2 separate regions of the Homo sapiens genome follow, and region 2 is linked to region 1. The links are chromatin loops, found by intact Hi-C in ENCODE. Cell type or tissue: PC-3. All regions are shown on one strand. Each heading gives the region's core, and the rest is flanking DNA. Links, peaks and the distances in the headings are about the cores only.

Region 1 (8,329 bases), core at 279-8,278:
GTTTTTGCTGCATCCACAAATTTTGATATGTTGTGTTTTTATTTTCATTCAGTTCAGTGTATGTTTTGATTTCCACTTAGACTTCCTCTTTGAGCTATGGATTATTTTATAGGGAATTTAGTTTCCAAGTGTTGGGTTATTTTCCTATTATCTTTCTGTTACTGATTTCGACTTTAATTTCATTATGGTCAGAGGATACACTCCATATGATTTAATTCTTTTAAATTTCATGAGTTTGTGTTATGGATATGATCTATCTTGGTGTATGCTCTGTGATTGCTTAAAGAGAATGCTGCTAGTGTTGGGCGGGGTGCTCTGGAAGTGTCAGTTAGCTTCTGTTGCTTGACGATGTTATTGGGTTCTCTTATATCTTTGCTGATTTTCTATCCAATTGTTTTATCAGTTGTTGAGAGAGGAGTGTTGAAGTCCCCAACTATAATTGTGGATATATCTAATTCTCCCTTCAGTTCTATCAGTTTTTGCTTCACATATTTTATAAGTCTGTTATTTGGTGCATACTCACTTAGAATTGCTAATACAGTTCACTTAGAATTGCTTATGTAATTCTTTTTGGTGAATTATATTTCTCTCTGTCTCTTGTCCTTTGCTTTGAAGTCTATTTTCTTTTAATATAGCCATCCCTGCTTTCTTCAAATACTTTCATGACTTTTTTTTATACTTTTACTTTCAACCTATTTCATTATATTTGAAGTGAGCTTCTTGTAGATAGCATATAGTTGGGTCATCTCTTTTTTTAAAATTCATTCTGTGATCTCATTTTATTAATAGTTATATTTAGATCATTTACATTAAATGTAATTATTGATATACGTTTATGCTTTTGTTTCCTATTTTATTTAATATTTGCTCTGTCTTCCTTTTTTTAAACTCTTTCTTGCTTTGGGCTACTTAAACATTTTTTAAAAATCCGTTTTGATTTATGTATAGTGTTTTTGAGTGCAAATATATAGCATTTTTAATAGTTGCTGTAGCTACTGTATTATAGTTATAGCTTACTAACTCTATTGGTGTTAATGGAGTACCAGTTCAAGTGAAGTGTTAAAGTCTTCCCTCCCTTCATATCCCTTCACTTTATAATATAAATATGCAATATAATTGTCTTAAGTATCTCCTGTACATACATTTAGAACCCTACCAGATAGTGTTATAATCTTTGTCTCAGTAGTCAAATACTTAGAAAGCTCAAGAGGAGAAAGAAAACCTATTATATTTTCCCATGGTTTTTTTTATGATTTCTGTCTTCTTTCTTTCTTCTTGATGTTACAAGTTTTCTGTTTTTAATTATCATTTTCTTTCTGTTTAGAGAACTCTTTTCGCTTTTTTTTTTTTTTTTTTTGACAAGATCTTTCTCTCTCAGCCAGGCTGGAGTTCAGTCCTGCAATCATAGCTCACTACAGCTTCACACTCTTGCACTCAAGCAATCCTCTCTTCACCCTCCAACGTAGCACCACCACCCTAGCCAGCTTTTTAAATTTTTTGTACAGATGGGGTCTTGCTTTGTTGCCCAGGCTGGTCTTGAACTTCTGGCTTCAAGCGATCTTTCCACCTCAGCCTCCAGAAGTACTGGGATTACAGGTGTGTTCCACCATGCCCATCGTCTTTAGTTATTCTTTTAAATAGGTCTGTTGGTGACAAACTATCTTAGTTGTCCTTCAACTGAAAATGTCTTGATTTTTCCTTCATTATTGAAGGATATTTTTGCTGGATATAGAATTTTGAGATGACAATTCTTTTAGTACTTGAAAAATGTTATGCCACTTCCTTATGGCCCCCATGTTTCTTGTTGAGAAATCTGTCATTTAAATTTTTTTCCCCTATAAATAAGGTATTATTTGCTGTTGCCACTTTCAAGACTTTTTCCGTCTTTATTTTCAGAAGTTTGACTATAATGTGCTTCAGTAGTGATTTCTTTGCGTTTATCCTTCTTGGCATTCATTGATAGTTTTATGAATCTGTTAGTTTATGCTTTGGCTAAATTTGGGGAGTTTTCAGTTGTTATTTTTTCAAATACTTTTCAGCCACACCCTTTTTCTTCTCTCCTTCCTAGTCTTTAAAGTTATATTAGATGTTTTGTTATAATCCTACTGGTCCCAAAGGCCCTGCTCATTTTTTAAAATATCAGTTTTCTCTCTGCTTTCAGATTGGGTAATTTTTATTGTTGTCTTCAAGTTTACTGATTCCTTTTTTTGTTCCCTTCATTCTGCTGTTTAGGTCATCCATTGAGTTTTTAATTCTGCTGTCTTTCCACTAACACAATTTCCTTTTGGTTCTTATTTATATCTTTGTTTTCCTTGCTGAGACTTTTAATTTTTTTTCCATTTGTTTTGGGCATGTTCATAATTACTCATTAAAACATTTTTATGGTGGTGCTGCTTTATTGCTGCCAAGCGGAAATAGAAATCCATGCCAATGTTAATAACTGGGTGTGAGGGACTCCTCGTAACTCCTGGGCAAGGGTGGAAGTTCTAGTTCTCCATTAAACCTCTGTTGATATCATCCTGGCTGGGAGGGGCATGAAGACTCATTACTGCTTGGCCTCTACTGACATTGTTGAGTTGAGTTGGGGTGGTCTGGTTTCTGCTGGGCAGGAGTGAAAGTTCTACCTCTCCACTAACTTCTTCTGATGCCACTCCAGTGAGGTGGGGAGGAGCATTTTATTACTGCAGGATGGGATGGAAGTCCATACTCTCCATGTGGTCTCCATGAGCACCATCAGTGTGGTGGTGGTGGTGAAGACTCCTTATTGCCTGGTGGAGATGAAGTTCCTAGCTCTCTGCTTTTCCTCTATGACACCACTTGGATAGGAGTTTTGGGGTATCTGGCAAAGGTGGAAATGGAGCCTCCCACTCAGTTTTTGCTGGTGGGGGTGGAGGTGAGGCCACAGTTTTCTCTGTGGTGTTTGGCTGTTACTGTCCAAGCATCTTCTGTCTGGCTAGGTAGCCATTTTGCTTATCCTTTTTCTAGAGAGGGCAGGTTTCTGTTGAGGCTTTTTGGGTTGATACTTGTTGGTATTTCTGGGTTTCTGTCTTCTCCAGCACCTAATCTGGGATATTTGAGGCAAAAAATTAACTCAGAGCACTCACCACCTGTTGTTCATCGGGTCCCAAGTTCCCTAGCTGATTTGCCGCCCTCTGTTCACCTTGTCTTCAACCTTCTTATGTCTGAAATAGATGGAACACTGCTCCATCTTTCTGAAAATTGAAGACCCATTGCTTTCAAAAGTAGATGATTCTAAAAAGTACAGCCCGGGTTAAAAACAACCTAGCTATGCCTGTTTAACACAAAGATTATAGTCTCTCCCCTTCATTGTGAAGGGGTATCAGTTTCTACTTCTGTTGGATTTGAAACAGCTTTAAAATAATTTTAGCATATGTGGACTTTCTCTTGCCCAAACAGTGAAAATATTTTGAAGAGAGGAGCAATGCATTATTATTTGGAAGGCAGCTGAGCCTGGTGGTGTGGACAAGGCTTTTGGAGGCAGAATATCTGTATTGCAATGAGATCTTGGTCAAAATTCTTAACTTTCTTAAGGTCAATAAAAATTCATGATATTGTTAAGAGTAAATATGTTATATATAAAAGACCCACCACAGTGCATGACTAACACATAATATATGTTCAAATATTAGTTCTTTCTTCCTGTGGTCATGCTCTATATATTACCTGAATAGTGATTAAGGAAGCCAAACAATTGGGCTGAGTATTTGAGTCAGAGGAGTTACTCTGGAAGCCTCTTAACTCTTTAGGCTCAGGAATAGCTAGAAAAATAGTTGTAAGGAAGATATCCTTGTAAGAATAGAAATGTGAATTTTTAAAAATGATCCAGGTATGATAGGGTAGTGGTGTAAGTCAAGAAGAAAGACTATTGAGAATACAAAATGATAGGTAAAAGTGATTGGTTATGGTAGTAGAATAGACACGGAAGTAAAACCATGAGCAGGAAGTGAAAGACTGGGAGAAAAGTTTGAGGTTAAGGTTAGGGCCTGGAAATTTTAGTAGGTAAAGTTCTTCCTATTTCTCTGACTGTACTTTCTAATTTTCTTTTGAGGGTTTTTTTTTCTTACGTATTCCTTAAATGTTGTTGTAATTTGAGGTTCTGCCCTCTTTTTCTCATATATACTGACCTTGGATAATCTTATCCAATTCCATAATGCTGGTCTTAAGAAAAAGCTAACAGATTCGAACTCATTTATTGAATCTGCAGTTACCACTGGATGTCTCCATTTGGATGTCACACAGGCTTTTCAATCTCAGCATATCCTAATTCATCTCCCTTCTGTGTTCTCCATCTCATTGAACAGTACCACCATTGATTCAGATCCTAAAGTGAGAAACGCAACCATCTTCCTGTCTTTCATAGAACACACTCAAGCGACAACCAACTTATGCTCATTTTTCCTTCAGGAATTTCTGAAAAATTCTATTGAGCATTAAGGGAAGTCATGTTGGAAGAATGCTAAAATAGGTCAAAGGAGACATAAAATATTCTCCTGAGTCTCAAAACTAATATTCCCCAGGACTGTTTTCTCTATGCTTTATGGGGTAACTGATAGAATTCTGTTAGCATTGTTCTTTGTTTCTTGACCAGTTATTGCCAGTATTTGAATTTTCAGTTTCATCTTCATTCTAGAACTTCATATTCTCTTATGCCATCTTTTTCTTTTCACCTTGTTTTCTCTTTTCAATTTTATGACAATTGCTGCTACAAGTTGAATTCCTATTTCTCTCCCATCACCTGCTATATTAATTAGGGTTAGGTTATGTTGCAGTGAAATCTTAGTTGCTCATAGAAACAAAGATCTATGTCTTGCTCCTGCTACATATCCATGATGGGTTGGCTAAATGTTTTCTCCTTCCAGGTTTGAGTGAGGCCGATGGACCTCTACTGTCTTAAGAGAGTTGGTGGCTGTGGCACAAGGAAGGGGGGGGGGGGAAGCAAGATACATCCAGAAAGGCTTCTGCCTGGTGGAATTGATAAACGTCAATTGAGATTTTCCAAGGACCAAAACACATGCATTACCATGCCCAACTTCAAGTAGGTAGGGAAACGAAGTCTGTTATGAGGGTGGAACACTGAAATAGCTGGTGAACATTTATTTCCAGCATGACTACAAGACTCACTCATGGCTCCTCTGCTGGAAGCCCTGCCTTCTTCTGTCCTCCCTCCCTTCTCCTTCTCTTCCTTTCTTCTTTCCTTCCTTTGACATTTTAAAAATGACTGTTAAAAATATTCTTGGGAATGCCACAAAAATGGGAAACCAAGCATTTAGTACTACAGGGTGGTTCTAAGTATTGAAAAATAAAAATGGATTTGTTAATACATTGCACTGTAACTGCATAGCTAGTGGTTCCAAGTGCAGCCTGGTTGACAGCAGTGATCCAAAGTAGCAGCGACAAAAACAAAACAAAACAAAAAAAACTGCAGGCAAGTTAGAATTTCATTAAATACCAAAAGCGCATCTCTTAGCACTTACTCCATAGCTCTAGGGTGCTGATGCTCACTGTTATCAGTTGCATGAATCACCATGGCAATTGATGAATGTAAAAATTCAGTATATGTTTTTTTCTTGCAGTTTTTTAAAATTTTTGGTTCTGAAGAATACCTTTTCATTTGTCTGTCTCTGTCTCTCTTATTCTGTTCAATGTATGCAACAAGAAAACATTCTCTTTTTTTTTGTGACTTAAAAGCTTTTTCTAATTTATTTGAAAAACTCTGAGGCTGGATGCCGTGGGTCACACCTGTAATTCCAGCACTTTGGGAGGCCGAGGTGGGTGGACCACCTGAGGTCGGGAGTTCGAGACCAGCCAACATGATGAAACCCCGTCTCTACTAAAAATACAAAAAATTAGCCAGGCATGATGGCAGGTACCTGTAATCCCAGCTACTTGGGAGCTGAGGCAGGAGAATCATTTGAACCCGGGAGGTAGAGGTTGCAGTGAGCTGAGGTCACACCATTGCACTCCAGCCTTGGCAACAAGAGCGAAACTCCATTTCAAAAACAAAACAAAAACGAAAAACTCTGAATACTGACTCCTGACAAAAGAGAATTCTATTGTCCCCCCAATATATAGGCATTTATGTTAACCGAATTCTTTTCATGTCTCTTTATTAGTGTGCTCACATTCATGCTCCTTGGACTGTATCTCCAAAAGCAAGATAGAGCATCACAGCTGATACTCTTATTTCTATGTGATGATAGACCATCATATCAGATAGTTTGTTTTTACACTGTAATAAGGAAAACCTGTCTGGAAGGTATGAACCAGGGCAATCAATCTCATAATAGACCACTTGTTAACATTAGACCAATGGTAAGAGTAGAGCAGACAGAAATGAAACCCAATCTATTGTATATGTTAATGATAAATATATATGTGTACACGTGTGCACACACACACACACACAGCATCCATAATTCAAAAATCAAAAATCTGAAATGCTCCAAAATTTGAAATTTTTTGCGCTCTGACATGACACCACAAGTGGAACATTCCACACCTGACCTCATGTAGTGAGTTGCTGTCAAAACTCTGTTTCATGCACAAAATTATTTAAAATATTATATAAAATTACCTTTAGGCTATGTGTATAAGGTATATGTGAAGCATAAATGAATTTAGTGCTTAGGCTTGGGGAGCATCACAAGATAATCTCATTATGTATATGCAAATATTCCAAAATCCAAAAAAATTTGAAAAACCTCTAGTCCCAAGTATTTCAGATAAGGGATATTCAACCTGAACTTGTGTAACTGGTGTAACTGTACATACATATGCATGTGCATGTCTGTGTGTGTTCCAACCCAAACACCATGCCATTCTTCCCCTGCCTTGCCCCATGTCCCACATCCACTCCTACCCCCATTTATTTGCTACCAGAACTAGGTCACTTTCTTGTCCCTTAGACTCAGTGGGAGACTCCCAACTCATTGTGTTTGGATTAAGTAGAAAGTTATTCTATAACCATGTATTCAAAAAAAATAACTTTACAATCATTTGAAACAAAACCAACTATTACTTTTAAAAAGCTACCTGCTTTCAATTAAGCAGGAAATTATCTAAGAAGCCACTTAATTTGCTTTGGTCTGTAGTCCCACAACTGCTTTATGCTGAGTGGAGCATGAAATTAAATATGTAACAACTATCCTAATGGTTATGTTTCAGAATGCCAGCATTTTAGATTCCTAGGTATACCGAGTGGTAACAAATACAAAAATGTACCAATCAAAGAATATGGCTGTATTGAGTTTGAGGAAGAAAAAAACCCAAAATATTATTAATGTTCTTTATTTTTTTTAGTTAAAACTGTTTTTAAAAGTCTTCCGTTAATTGATGTATCTAGGAAGAGCTGCAGTGCATATATGGAAAATTTTTTCAGACTACAATAAACTGCATTTTTTTCCAAATAAATTTTTACAGCATTTTCTTGTGTCCAAATGTAAAATAAATTATGCAAGGATACATTAATAGAGAAAGTCATAATGAATTTTTACTATGTGTTGAAGAAACACTGATACTAATCTCCGTTTGAAGGATTCATCTTTGTTTAAAGCAAAGACGTGTTGTTTGCAATGGAGAAACTGTTTATGTCCACATATAAAGGCACTAGTTTGTGCAGGAAATTTCAGAAGCATTACTTAAATGACACTTCAATCAGTTCTTAACAATGTTGTAAATGCTAGATGGTTCTCAGAGCCTCTTATTTATTTAAAACATTTTTTTCACAACTTTAAAACTATTTTTAAACTAGACAAATCTTTCCAAACACTAATCATATTATGATTAAACATTTTTAAAATAGCTGTATAAATGTGGATAAAATCATCCTCGTTCTTTTGTAGTTACTTATTTTAACCCAATCCTTTTCTTTCTTTTTCTAAAAAGTCTAGGTTGACATTTTGGCAGTTGTATTAGGAAATGTTGACAAACAAATAGAAGAATGTAACTGGATTTCTCTTCCCCCCCATATGTGAAGCAAGGCAAGTGTGAGCTGAGAGAGCTTGCAAGGTTCCACAGTTGCTCAGCACTCATTTATTTGATGCTGAAGATGCTTAATATTCTAGTTTCTGTCATTGAATCTATCTCTATACTTAGCTATATTATTCAAAAATATTTTTCAGTTTTCTAAAACTGCTATCTTCAAGGATTCCCTGAGAAGCTACAAAAAAGGACATCATGGTAATTTATGGGACGTTGGATATTTTTCTAGGACAAAAAATCTCCTATTTCTGCATGTATACTTCAGCTTATTCTGATCAGGGAAAGAGCAAGACCATAATCACACAGAATCCTTGCATAAGAATCTGTG
Region 2 (8,329 bases), core at 261-8,260, 340 kb after region 1:
ATTTAAAGCATTAGCACTGTGCCTCAAAAAACAGCAACTGCTTTTTATGGTGTATGTTTTATTATTAAGCAGAAGAAACAGTGGAAGTCTTGAAGAATGGGTGTGTTTTGGGTCTGCAGAACTAGCAAGGTGGTCTTGCACAAATATCAGACATTCTGGGTCTCAGTTTCATCATCTACAAAATGATGGGAGGTCTTTAAGTCCATTCAGTTCCTTGATTTATGGGCAAAAGACTGAGAAAGAATTGCAAACAAAGAAGTCTCCAATTTACCTAGTTAAATGCTGATCAATTTAAACTTCACGTGAGAAACATTTATAAAAACTTCTGATACAAAATAGGGAGCAGAGAATCTCTGCAAGAGGCCTAAACAATTATTGGTGTTGTTTCAGTGTGTCAGATAAAGAAAGTGAGAAATGAAGCATTTCTTGTATATTTAAGGCTGAGTAAAGGTTATCATTCAAGGAAAGATTACCTTTTCTTTCCATTCATCCAAAAGATAATTGCACAATATTCACATTCCTCAAAGCACTCTGAAGATGACATGGGAATTGAAACTTCTAGTGTATCCAAAGGAATTTAGAAGCACAGAATAATGTCAGGCTCAGATCAAATAAAAATAACTTTTATGTCTCCATTTATTAAAAATGCATGTTTTGTTTTCAAATGTTTTCTTCCACAGCAGTTACACACTGGCAAGACCCAGTTTGAAGCTTTTTAACTAGTGCTTTTTGACAACTCCAAAGCTCTTTCCCTCCTGTCCAAATGCTGCTCCTTCATTAAGTCCCCCAAGGAAGCAAACCAGCCAACGGCAAATAGAGACAATACACCCTCCTTGTTCCAATGAACTTGTTCCGTTCATTTGTCAGAAAATGGAGAGATGCTTGTGAGAAAGCTGACTTGGAAACAAAGCCCACACGGGGCAGTCCTGTTTGGCACCACAATCTTTTATGTAGATGGTGGATGAGGATCTTATATGCCATTTACACAAAAATTAATACTTAAAACAACATGTACAGAAAGTGGTTCCAAGTCCCAGTCCCATTGCAATCTCTTCGTGTTCTCTTCTGTGTCTCTCAGTATTCTGTGCTATTTTCTAGGCTTCTTTCTTCTTTCAGCGCACTTTGTCTTCCTGTGTGCCCCTTCCTCCTCCTCCTTTAAAAATTTAAACCAGAATGATTGCAATTCTTTCCTGGAATTTGTTCTTTCCATCAAAATTAGAATACAGTATTATCCCTTTACTCTAAAAACATTCTTGTTTTTTTATCCAACCCAGAATATGTGGAAGCAAAAGATTAACATACTCTAATAGCTTTTTATAACATAAAAATTTATATTGGCCGGGCGCGGTGGCACACTCCTGTAATCCCAGCACTTTGGGAGGCCGAGGCGGGTGGATCACGAGGTCAGGAGATCGAGACCGTCCTGGCTAACACGGTGAAACCCCGTCTCTACTAAAAATACAAAAAATTAGCCGGGCGCGGTGGCGGGCGCCTGTGGTCCCGGCTACTCGGGAGGCTGAGGCAGGAGAATGGCGTGAACCCGGGAGGTGGAGAGTGCAGTGAGCCCAGTTAGCGCCACTGCAGTCCGGCCTGGGCGAAAAAGCGAGACTCCGTCTCAAAAAAAAAATTTATATTGTCCCGAGAGCTACATTTTGTGAAACAAACATCTGCTGATCGTAGTCCATGTACCAGCTCTGTGGTAGTGATTGGACAATGAATAGAATGGTCCCTACCTGCAGCTAGATGACAGTCTATGTGGTTAACATAAGCTATCTCTGTGGTGTCTTTGACACCGTACCCTTTTGAGAGGGGAATGCTTAAGTTCCGGCTCAGACTTTTATCCCAAGATTGATAAAACACAGTATGATAAAAATGTTCTTCCCTTTTTCTCATTCATGAAATGAGTCAATGCGACTAGGCTGAAAGATTGTTTTCTGCTTGACTATTTCATATAAACTGAGTGGTAAAGAGTTCTTTGGCCTTCTCACAGTCTGGTTTGATTTTTCTGTGGTGGTGACATTCAGTGTCTCTTTGAGGAGCTGGGAAGGCAGGAGGCAGAAAAGGGGCCTAAAGAAGGGGAATACAAACTTGAGCGCAACCCTCAACTTTCTTAGATTTTTCTAGTCTTGAGAGTAGAAGGAATGAATCAAGTCTGCATATATGCCCAAATCTCTCCAAGCAGACTCTTTGTAAGCTTTGACTTTATGTGCTCAAGTAAGAAAATCTCTTCTGTCTTCATTATGATTAGATTCGATAGCGATATGGTGGGTGAAATGTTGCTCTCTAAATCTGAATCATGTGCCGTGGGGCAGAGCCCAGGGTTTGACCTGGGGAAGATGCTCTTTTTGAAACTTCTCCACCATTAATTTATGCATTCACAAAGTGGAAATGACGTCTTAAAGATGGGGGTCCTCTTTCTATGTTATGCTTCTTCATTTTCAGGCAGTGAGTAAAGAAGCGTAAATACAGAGATGGCTTTTGGGTTGCTATATTCCCACCTGACATACGCTGTCTCTGCAGGGCTCCAGAACTGGAACATTATACAGAGTCTTCAAAAACCCTTAATTCACTTTTGAGCTTTAATTATTTCAGAAGTATGAATGTACTGTCTTGTTCAAGTGTCTCTTAAAATAGTAATTATTTATATTTTTAATATGTATGCAATTTTGGGAATCTTAACTGATTTTTTTATTTTATTTTTCTAGTCAGTGTGTACCATTTTCAGTAAGAGAAACTGGAAAAAGTTAAAAACAGATTTTGAAAAATTCACAAAACTGCATGAGCCTAGAGGAAAGGTAACCAGAAATATGACAAATGGTCTTCGGAAGTTTGTAGCATTTGTTTCTGCCTAAGTTATGAAAGCTCAAAACTCCACTAAGACTTCTGGGATAACCTGTAATAGGTGACAGCTTATTTTGAAATTCAAATACTTTCAAATATTTTAAAAAATAGATTGAAATGCAAAAAGACAAGAACATGCATTTAACATAACTTTTGAGTTAAAAACTCAATAAAATTAATGTCAGAAGACATTGGATGTCTATGGATGCTGATAAAAACTATGGATACTCACAAAAATTAGTCAACCTCTTAAAAGAAGTTTGTTTTTAACAATAGATTTTCGATTTAGAGAGACATCACAGAATTTTGCCAATTCTGGAGGCCAGCTAGAGCTTCTCTTAGAGATTGGGGCAGAAGAAGTCAGCAGTGAAGTATCAATTCATGACCCTGGCTTAGGAAGCCAGACTCCTAAGCTCTTTTGATGTAGCTTCTATTTAGAATACAGTCAAGCCTGGGTCACTGCTGGGATTTTAATTTTAGACACAAGGGATGTAAAATATTGGGCAATATGAGCAAACTTTGCACTTCTCTCTAGAAATGAAGGAGTTACATTCTCCTGTCCTGTCTGACGTTTGGTTACAGAGTGCAGTGAACTGCTCAAGAGTAAGGCATTTGGTTAAGAGGCGGCACTGCGTATCTATAGAACAGATTAAAGTGTATGCTGATTCTGTTTGCTTTGAGAGCAAATATTTTCCCTGAATTTTAGTCTCTTTGGTTGGATGTACGGAATGGGCACGTGCAATGGGCACCATGCCTTGCTCCATCAGCAGCCCTGCCCTCTAAGGCAAGCTGGCAGTGTGAGGAGCCACAGTCACCCATCAGCTGTCTGTGTGTCCTCCATTACACACTACATGTATAAATTATAGCTCATGTCCTCCTTCGTGCCTCACTTAGAGGGTTTATAGTGGCAATTACCTGTTCACAGACCTACTGCATGTTTGCTGCTACCATGCCCAGTTCTGAATCTGGCTTCAATCAGATATTTGATATGTCTTTACCAACACAATAGACATTAAGCTGATACAACGAAGTACAATAATTATGTGATGTGGGATGCCCTTGGTTTGCTGGTAAATTTTATTTGGGGTTATGCAGTATAATCCAGGCTTGCTGTTGGATTTCACTGGCATCGACACAACTGAGGAAGAAATCCAAACCTGGACATGCCACTTATGCAATTAAATATGCTGCCCCTTGTATATACTTTACCTCCCATATTTTACAGTGAGACAATAGTTTCTTCAATGATCAAGTGATACAGCATGTAGTAATTACTTGAAGTGATAGTAGCTCTGATTTTTGGCTCCATGTAGTGATGCCCTTTCTAAAAATTCAAGTCATTCAAAATTGGAATAAGCTGCCTAGTGGGTGGTGAATGCCCCATCACTGGAAGTGTTCAAGTGCAGCCATCTGTCAGGAATGCACTGGACAGAACCACTATGTTGGGTAGGATATGATGCCCTCTAATACTCTTTGCAATATGAAGTTCTTTGGTTGTTTCAAGTCTTCATTTTGTAATACTGTAATGATTCAGATTAGGGATACTCACTCTTCACTTCCAACTGGCCTTACTATAGAAAGCACTCTCACTTCCCACAATTAAAAAATGTACATTTGCCCAAATAACGGCATCCTCAACGTCGTTTTGCCCTTTTCCTATTATAGGTATAGCGACTGAGAAATATGTGATGACTAGATCTAGGGGAGGAGTGGGATGCCACACTGCCCAGCTCTGCTGCTTACTAGCTATGCGACAGGGGCAAGGTTCATAAACCTGAACCCTGAGGTTGGTCATCTGCTAAATTCAAAGCACAACAAGTACCTCCCCAACAGAGCGCTGAAGGACTAAATAAAAATTTAAAGTATTTAGCACAAGGCATAGTACTTCTAGGAATATGAGCATTCACTATTTGTTGTGGTGGTTTTTATTGTTTACCTGGGTTATCTGTTCTCAATCAGCAAATCTGTCACTTGTGTACCATGAACAGATGATGGATTAGATTTAGAGAACTGTGTTAACTATTGGCATTTTTAAAGGACAAATAAACATGATCATTTTTTGCTATTTATGTATTTTCACTCATCTGTACATTAATTTCTATAACTCTATTAATGATGTTATTTTTAAGGACAGCTTTAAAGTTTGAACAAATACTTCTTATGTGTATAGTCAACTTAAAACAATTTTAAATAGCCTATAATTGTGTAGTACCTCTCTTAAATTCCAACCTCAGGTTTAAAAGCCTGTGTTACTTATCATCTATTGCTATTAACATTGTGGAAGCTTATTGTATTTATGTGACAGACAATATTTGGACTTAAAATTTTTCAGATTTTTGTTGTGTTTACTGAGCTCTGATTCATATAAAAGTGGTAGCTCCAGTTTAATGTAGGAATTCTGCTTGCATGTGCGGCTTTCCTTCCCATTGAAAGAGAAATGATCCCAGTGAGTGAAAAGCAAAGATAAGCTGAGAATAGAGTTGCAATCTTAGTTTGTGCAGGTGCTGTTTTGTTAACATCCTGGTGCATGTGCATTGTATTTTTGCACACACAGTCACAGTCAATTTTTTTTTTTTAGAACATGCATTACAATGTTCAGCTCATTACAAGTCATAACAAAGCTCCGTTGGAACCAAAGAGAAGACTCATGCTCTGTATATACCGAGAAGCTGTTCCCATTGTAACTCAAAGAATTCTAGTTCAGAAAATATCAACTGGCAATTTGCTTTGTGGGTTGTTTACAGACCAGCTACTTTTTGCCTTCCATTTTTTATGTGCTGTATTGAGACAGTCTCATACTTTGAGGTTAGTCTTCTCAAACAGGCTTTAAGATGATAAAAATCACACCAGGTCCAACTGGATCTTTATGTCATAAGACCATTTTCCCTTTTCCTCTCTACTTCTTTTCCTCCATTCAGAGCTAAAACAAACCACTTCATAAGAACCTCATGAAATTTTCCCTGTGTGCACTTTAGTTAAAAGACCCTCCTGTGCAGTGCATTCAACTCTGTGGGGACACTGTGCCACAGTCAGCTTGCTGGGAGATCAAAGTGGAGAATCTTCAGCTTGCAGAATGCCTGATGTGTCTCTGTAATGCATCTAGCAGGCTTTCTGAGTGCACTCTGTTGCAGAAGGCTAAAGGGAAAGGGCATTTTATCATAACACAGAAGACATTCAAATTTTGAGATAGCTTAGAGGATCAAAATAATTTTATCTTCAATAGATGAAATGACTAAATGGCTTTCCCCAGGTCAACATCCACAGGGATACATTCTCAGGCATTTTTGGGGGGCACCAAATTTCTTCTTTTTTCCAATCAGAAAATTTCTAATTTGATTTATAAATTATGAATGTAACTTCTCAGTTCTTTAAAATATGAGATATGGAGAAGGGTTGTGTTGGCTACTACTCACTTCAGCAGCTCAGGTAATACAGTGTGTGCATTTCAAGAAATATTAAAACATGTTAAATATTGTATATGCAGTTTTATTCTGGGCTTTTAAGCTTTCTCTCTCTCTCTCTCTCTCTCTCTCTCTCTCTCTCTCTCGGTCACTCTCTCTCTGTCTTTGGCAGCCTGGTCTTGTCCTCAACTAAACTATTTCCTGCCTACTAATTTTGAACAATAACTTAAGTTTGCTTGATAGATTATTTGTCATTGGTATCTCAATTTCTTTACCAAGTACCTTTTTTTGCTGAAGATCTAGTAAATAGTTCGACAGGTTTTGAAAGCGGAAGAAACTTTAAAAAATCATTTTAGTTAAGTGTTGACCTCCACATTTTATGCAGTAGGGGTCTGAAATTTGTGCAATATTTCACATTTACTAAGTGAATTACATATTTTATCTAATCTATAACACCAAAGATTGTAAAATATGCCATCACTTTGTGTACCGATAAGACAGAAAAAAATTACCAACTTAAATTATGCACTCACTTTCATATAATCACTCACATCCAGATTAAAGAGAGATTATAAGCATAAGATCATGCTGTTAATACAAACGTATCTCTCCTTTATGAAATATATAATTTGCACCCTGTATTTCATAAACATAGCAAATATTGCAAAGAGTAAGCACATGTCTTCTCTAAGAGGAAATCAGGATAAACACTTAGATTGACTGGGGAGGCAGGCACAGGAAAGGTGAAATACCAAATCAAGTATACTAAGCTTTAAGACATTTTTTTTTTTTTTTTTTTTTTTTTTTTTTTTTTGGCTAGAGGCTGTCCTGGGATTACTAATAGACTACATAATAAGGCAAGCGTATCCAATATTCTCTTCTAGTTACAGTGCCTTCCCTCTCTGCACATCATGGTTGTTTGTTGCAAGGGATCACCTGAATGATAGTGATTGCTCAAAGTTCCTAAGCTTCATAAGATTGACTCCAGGGCATTGCTGCTGGTGCTGGTAGCTGTTCCCCAGCCTCAGGCCCTTAAACTCCTGCAGGGGGAGTGTGTCTAGAGGCTGCCTCTCTTGTCTGCTCAGACATTTTATCCACTGTCTCCACCAAACCAGAGTCATCTCTGGGGCTTGGAGGAGTGATACTACTAGCTTCCTCACAGGACAGGATCCTTGGCCTAGGAACAGTAGATACTGATTAGAAATAAAGGAGATTGGGAAATCCAAAACCAATTATATAGCTTTTGCTTTGAACCACCTATTAGTGTGTGGCATAGTCTATCAGTGTGAATAAATAAATTGTAATAATTTGGACTTGATCCTTCTTTCGTAAAATGTGTGGTCTGTAGATATCACCTGTGAGGAGAGATGGTATTTGTCATTTAGATTCTACCTGACTGCTAACTTGCTTTGGAAAAGTAGATGATTACTTTGTCCGAAAATGAAGTGTAACACTCCAGTCTCCAACGAAACAAAAAAAGGTAGCATGTGTACTAACAAGTCTCAGAAATCACCCCTGTTTAATTAATATCTTGCTTTTATTACTCAATATTTTGTATTCTATTCAAAATACCACAAAATTAAGATAATAGCTCCGTAAAATTGATTCAGAGATGTTAATTATTTCTTTGCTTGTCTCCAGACTTATTATAATTCATTACTTTCTCCTGATGTGGTTAATGTTGTCATAGTTTGGAGCTGGTATACTGTACCATTAAGAATTTTTATAAGGCACCACTTATATGATTATATCACTTTGATTTTTAAAATGCCTTCATTTATTTCCTGGAAGTTATCAAGCTGACATGAAAAAGCCATCATCTAATAGGAGTGAATTTTCATAATGCTATTTTCATCAAATTTTATCCTCAGATATTGTATTTGGCCCTGTGACAAACATTAGATTTCCTTTCTTGCACTTTTTCTTAATCTAATAAAACATATGTTATGTATACTGACTGTATATTATTGGTTGTAATATACTATGTATATTTTCTTGTTTTTATAAATGTTTTTCAACTAAAATTTTTGTAAATAGAAGCAAGCCTTTCACAGCTATATCTATGGATCCCAAAACAAGAGGAGAAA

Evidence for each region. Peaks named below come from ENCODE experiments on the same cell type or tissue, not always from the same donor. Only the 100,000 strongest peaks of a DNase experiment are listed, where the experiment ranks them.
Region 2: a loop joins it to region 1, with 5 times the contacts of the local background. A loop is called at or near these places in 3 of 110 quality-filtered maps.

Annotation. Positions count from the first base shown.
Region 1 is chr6:19,790,764-19,799,092 of GRCh38, reverse strand. All of the region lies in intron 2 of LNC-LBCS (lncRNA bladder and prostate cancer suppressor, hnRNPK interacting), which reads left to right. Among named protein-coding and RNA genes, the nearest start is that of LNC-LBCS, 9.8 kb to the left of the region's middle. In PC-3, for the core only: no CTCF peak of the experiment used is centred there; a DNase peak (open chromatin) is centred at 3,692; H3K27ac peaks cover 1,557 bases.
Region 2 is chr6:19,451,638-19,459,966 of GRCh38, reverse strand. It overlaps LOC105374960 (a long non-coding RNA gene), which reads right to left. Exons shown (of 2, transcript NR_134615.1): 2 at 619-1,153. Among named protein-coding and RNA genes, the nearest start is that of LNC-LBCS, 350 kb to the left of the region's middle. In PC-3, for the core only: a CTCF peak has its summit at 7,259; DNase peaks (open chromatin) are centred at 4,756 and 5,186; H3K4me3 peaks cover 1,051 bases; H3K27ac peaks cover 1,239 bases.